2 separate regions of the Mus musculus genome follow, and region 1 is linked to region 2. The links are chromatin loops, found by intact Hi-C in ENCODE. Cell type or tissue: heart. All regions are shown on one strand. Links, peaks and the distances in the headings refer to the core of each region. The heading gives the core; the rest is flanking DNA. Region 1 overlaps Adk (adenosine kinase). Region 2 holds the start of Vcl (vinculin).

Region 1 (2,804 bases), core at 192-2,691, 190 kb after region 2:
CACTGGAAAGCCTGTGGAGAGTGCTTTAATTCTAGTGAGTCTTCCTTGCTATGGCCCCAGGAGGCAGCATCCATGGGTTTTTGTTTTCTTAGGTAGAATTTTCCAGTACTATACCAGCAGAGGCTAAGACTTGGCTACCAGCGTGCCAGGGGTTCAGCTACTTCAGGAAGAAATGTTAATGAGCTAGGATTTTACTTACATTTTTTAAAAGTAGAAGTAAGAGTTCCCTGTGTCCTCCCCCTACCCCCCCCCCCCAATCTTCCAATCAGTCAGGCTTGTTGCTTTGTACTTGTGTCTCCTCTCAGGGACGTGGGACAGATACCTTTTTTCTTGCCCTGTTAGCTTTGGTTTTAAATTTGCTCTAATGTGCTTGTTAATTATCGTTTCTTTTGCTTTAAAGTTTTAACTTACTAATGACATTTTCTTTCTTTTCTTTTCTTTTTTTGCAAAAAATATTCTCTTGAATTTATTCACATTTTAATACAAGGAGGAGAGATCAAGTTTATTTTAATCTTTTGTGTTAAGGCAAAGTCAGTGATCACAATTTCAAAAAACGTATACAAACTGAGGTGTTTATTTCTTTCCCATTAGGAGAAGGGAAAAATTAAAAAGAAAATTGCACTGACTGGAAGGTTCTCAGTAGAAAATAAGACCACTATGATATATGATTAAACCAATAGTTGTTGGAAATACGTCTAGCTAGTGCTCGGAGAGATGGCTCAGTGGGCATGGTGCAAGCGTGGGGCCCTCGGGTTATCCCTAACACCTATGTCAAAGCCAGGACGCATGCGTGGCTAACCCCAGCACTGGTGCAAGTCGGGTGGAGACAGGAGGAAGTACACACTGTGAGCACCCACATACTGCATTCACACAGTTATACAAGAAAATAAAGTTAGGTCAGGGAGTATGGTACACTTTGTTTTGGGCTTTGATCCTGCTTTGATTACCTGTAAAAGGTAGATATAAAATTTACCAACTTAAGTATCTGCTTTTTCTTTTGTTTCCAATTCCTTCATATTCCTTTCTGTAGGCGGTTCATGTCTATTTTAGTTCATGACCTGATTTGTGTTCTGGACAATAACCAGCACACTCTGAGTATTCAGAAAGCTTTCCCTGTTAGTGACGCTTGGGATCAGCCTTAAAACATTCAGTCACTTATTTAGTCATACTTTATATGTAAATATAATATGTAATACATATAGTGGTTTATAAATATATTCAGAAATATAATGTATATAATATATAAATATGCATATGAAACTTAAACAAGTAATCAGTGCTGCTGCCTTTTGTGAAAAGGATTGCTCATATTTCTTTCTCTTTATTAGATTGTATAAATTTAATTTTTATAGTAAAGTTGGTACTTGAAAACTATTGAAGACCACAGGCTAAGTTCCGAGGTGATTTTTAGTCCTAATGGCAGTCTAATAGTGCTATTTAGCTTCTCAGCAGCTAAAACAGTGCCACGATCTTGATTCAATTTCCAAGAGTACTTTTGCTTGCTAACTTGATTACATTTCATTATTCTTTTGTAGTAATATTTTATTATTTCCTCCTGTTGCAGTTTTAAGAAATATTTATAAGGTCAATGTGGAAAATTATGTTAAGACGAAGGTGATAGCCACCAGATGGCGCTGTTTCACCTCTTTATGACATTGTGATTAATAAGTATATAATAAGCATAGAAGATCTAGAATCATTTGGACATACTATTTTGGGGACATGGATGAATTTTTTAAGAAGGAAGTATTCAAATATCATAAACTTGAGTTCATTTTTCATGTTAAGCAGTAGTGCTGTAATTAGCCTGTTAGAGAATCTACTTGTTTGATACTTTGTTTCGGCTGTACAAACAAAGCTTAAGCTGTGTGTGTGTGTGTTTGTGTGTGTGTGTGTGCGCACACACACAGAGACATACAAGGTCTCAGTGTGTAGCCCAGGTTGGCCTTAGACTCTCTTCTCTTCTTGTCTCCTGTTCTCCAGTGCTTACCTCATGTGCGTGCTGCCCAGAGACGCTTTTGTTTTGAGGAGCTGAAGGTTAAACCACAGGTTGCCAGACTCTGAGCTCTACCCATAGTCCTGAGAAACAACTCCCCCCTTTTCTCTTTTCCTAAAAGAAATTCTGATTTTTTTTTAAAACGTGTATGTGTGTTTTGCCTGCATATATATTTGCACCACATTTGAGTCTGGTGTCTGTGGAGACTAGAAAAATAGCCCTCCTTTCTTTATTCCAAGTGTGGGCCATTATGTCTGATTAGAAAATTACACTTGGTTGCCAGTAAGTTCTTTAGTTTTATAAAGTTGAAAGACAACTTTTGCACATGTTCTTATATGTTTGGAACAAAATAACTATGTGGTGCAATAATTATGTCGACTTAACCAGTTGAATGACCGTTGTAGTCACAATACCTAGTTGATGAAATTCACTTCTCCTTGAACTTAGATCACCCTGTCACAGGAGATGGTTTTAAGATTTAAACTGTGGCCGAGAGGTGGTGGTAAGATTTAAACTGTGGCTGAGAGGTGGTGGCGCACGCCTTTAATCCTAGCACTTGGGAGGCAGAGGCAGGCGGATTTCTGAGTTCCAGGACAGCCAGGGCTACACAGAGAAACCCTGTCTCGAAAAACCAAAAAAAAAAAAAAAAAAAAGAAAAGAAAAGAAAAGAAAAGGAAAAGAAAAAGATTAACCTGTATATGGTGGGACATGTCTGTCAGCCTTGTGCTTGGGAGGGTAAAGCAGGAGGATGGTTCCCAGGGAAAAGAGGGGACGGGAAGGTGACAGAGAGAATGAAAATGTGTTTCTA
Region 2 (2,786 bases), core at 287-2,786:
GTCCAGGAGATAGGTCATTAAGTAATAAGCAAAACACAATGATGAACTGAGAGACTCCAGAGAAAGAAGTCTGACGTTGAATGGCCCAGGAAGCTCTTATCAAAGGCAGACAGAAATGAGCTCCCTCCTGTACAGCTTTGTTTCAGTTGGAGGCAGAGCCTCTGCATTCATGGTTATTTATTAAGGTGGTTTTGTTTGTTTTGTTTTTGAGTCAGTGTCTCAAGCAGCCCAGGCTGTCATCAAACTTGCTAGGTAGCCGAGGAGGACCTTGAACTTCTTCTAATCCTCTTGCCTCCAACTCCTGGGTGACAGACAAAATTATAGGTGTGTATGAACACCATGTCCTTGTTTTGTGATGCTAGAGGCTGACCTAAAGCTTTGTGTATGGTAGGCAAGTACTAAAGCTTTGTGCATGGTAGGCGAGTGCTCTTTACCAACTGAGCTCATCCCCACCTCAAGAGAAAGTTCAAGACTTGGTAACCACAGAGCAGAAACGGGGGTATGTACTGCTAGACACACAGAACTTTAGAGCTGGGTAAGACAACATGTGGCTTGGCCTTCTGCAAAATGTGACATCCTGAGAAACATTTTTCTTTGACTTGAGGATCTTTCATTTGAAGGCATTAATGAATGTGTTTCCTCTCAGAATGAGGAAGCTTGGGCAAGAGAACTTGAGGTTAGGAAAACATGCAGATGTCTTAAATGTGGTGAGGGGATTGGGCAATTTGGCCCTACTTACAGACTTGTTAAAAAGTATCCACTTTTGAATTTTCATTTCACTTTTTTTTTTTTTTTGAGATGGGGGTCTTGTCATGTTGCTCAGACTGGCTTGGAACTCCTTCCTCAAATGATCCTCCTAACCCTGCCTCTGGAGTGCTGTTGTAACTACAAATAGATGCTCATCACAACCACAAAAGGACTACCCCTCCAGGATGGCCTCAAACTTTCTTTGTAGTGGAGTATGACCTTGAACCCCTGATCCACTTCCCTAGTGCTGCTGGTATACGGGCCCACTCTATCAAGGCTGATTTTGCGTAGTGCTGGGAATCAAACCTAGGGCTTCTTACATTCTAGGCAAACATTTTAGCAACGGAACCAGACCTAAGTAGATTTGCAAAAATGGGATACCAGTCGCTAAAACAGAAGGTGGCAGACAGACTTCTACTCACCAAAAGCGAAAGATTAGCAGGTAAATTTCATTAAGTCTCTAGTTCTACGGAAACGTTCCTATTTATTTAGAAAACACGTATTTGCAAGTGAACGTGTACACGGAGGTCTAGAAAGTGCCACACCAAACTTAACTGTGACTATCCGAGGGCAGATAGTACAAATCAATGGGTACTCATGTTTCTCGGTGTGTTTTTGTTGTCTGGATCTTTTTACTTCCTCGTGAATTACTGGGAGGTGACGGAACAGTGTTCTGACTGCGTCCGGTGACGGTAAAGGGGAGCACCCTGCGGGGAGACCGGGGGAAGCCGAGGTCCCCTCTCTCTGGCGCTGCCTGAGGTGAGGATATCCCGCCCTACTGAGGTGATCCTGCGGAGGGGCGGAGCTCCGCCACTCTGAGGCGGGAGGCGGCTCCTGGGGGCGGGGCCAGTCCAGTGCAGTCGCTCGCTCCGCTCCCACTATGCCCTTATAAGGAGCGCCCCGCGAGAGGGTTCGGGAATCCGGTCGCAATCCCTGCGGCGCAGCCCCAATCCCAGGCCCCTCCCTTGGGAATGGGGGCGGGGCGGGACCTTAGCGGCTCTGCCTTGGGGGCGGAGCTTATCGAAGTAAGACCAATAGGAGCCACAGTCCGGCTCTGAGTTGCGTTACCATTGGGCGCGGCGACGTGAGAGGGCGGGGCGCCTGTGGGGCTAGTTACGCCGAGGGAAGCCCGGACTCTAGTCGCCGCTCCGAGTCAGTCACTCGCCGCCGGCTCCCGGCCCTACGGATCCCAGTTTTCTGTTGCCCGCGGTACGCCGCCCCGCTAGCCGCCGCGATGCCGGTGTTTCACACGCGTACGATCGAGAGCATCCTGGAGCCGGTGGCGCAGCAGATCTCGCACCTGGTGATTATGCACGAGGAGGGCGAGGTGGACGGCAAAGCCATTCCTGACCTCACCGCGCCCGTAGCCGCCGTGCAGGCGGCCGTCAGCAACCTCGTCCGGGTGAGCGCGCCGGGCCTGGGACGGGAGCGCGGGCGGGAGAAGTCCCCAGGGTCCCGGTCCGCCTCGCTGCTTGCATTCGCAGGCGCTTGGAGCGTCGGGTGGACTCCAGGGCAGGTGCCGTGGTTTCGAATGCCGATTTCTCTGGGCTGTGACCTTGAGCAAGCCACTGAGCCTGTCGGGGACCTCAGTTTCCTCATCTATAAAATGGGACACTTGTGTGAGAAATCCTGCCTTGGGGCTGTGCTGTGAAGAGTCAGCGAGCTTTTAGTTGTGAAGTGCCTAGGGTGTGTGTGCCCGTAGTAGGCGCCCAAGAAATGGTCGTTAGGTTGTCTCACGGTCCCTCCCCTGGGCAGGCTCGCGTCACTTGCGTTGAGTACCTTGCTCTTAGCTCCTTTTTAGGCCTCTCCTCTCCAACCTGTGGGTGGTTTCTCTTATGGTCTCCCTGCCCTAACTTCCAAGGATTCTTATTTGCACCGGGCTGCTCGCCTTTCTAATACTTCTGTCCCCTGAGACCCACCTGCCCAACCCTCCCCTGGGATCCTGGTGTCTGTCGCTTCTACCCAACTGCTTGGCTTCTTCCTCTCTCTGTCGCCGCCTCCTTTCCTTCGGGGCATTTTGCTCACACCTCCGGGGACTC

Evidence for each region. Hi-C counts contacts between places; a loop is a spot of excess contacts. Peaks named below come from ENCODE experiments on the same cell type or tissue, not always from the same donor. Only the 100,000 strongest peaks of a DNase experiment are listed, where the experiment ranks them.
Region 1: a loop joins it to region 2, with 2.6 times the contacts of the local background. A loop is called at or near these places in 2 of 42 quality-filtered maps.

Annotation. Positions count from the first base shown.
Region 1 is chr14:21,119,040-21,121,843 of GRCm38, forward strand. The region is part of intron 3 of Adk (adenosine kinase); the gene reads left to right. Among named protein-coding and RNA genes, the nearest start is that of Adk, 68 kb to the left of the region's middle. In heart, for the core only: a CTCF peak has its summit at 1,628 (motif pointing right); no DNase peak of the experiment used is centred there.
Region 2 is chr14:20,927,540-20,930,325 of GRCm38, forward strand. It overlaps Vcl (vinculin), which reads left to right and starts at 1,859. Exons shown (of 21, transcript NM_009502.5): 1 at 1,859-2,149. The coding sequence starts at 1,982. In heart, for the core only: no CTCF peak of the experiment used is centred there; DNase peaks (open chromatin) are centred at 1,732 and 2,612; H3K4me3 peaks cover 1,973 bases; H3K27ac peaks cover 1,975 bases.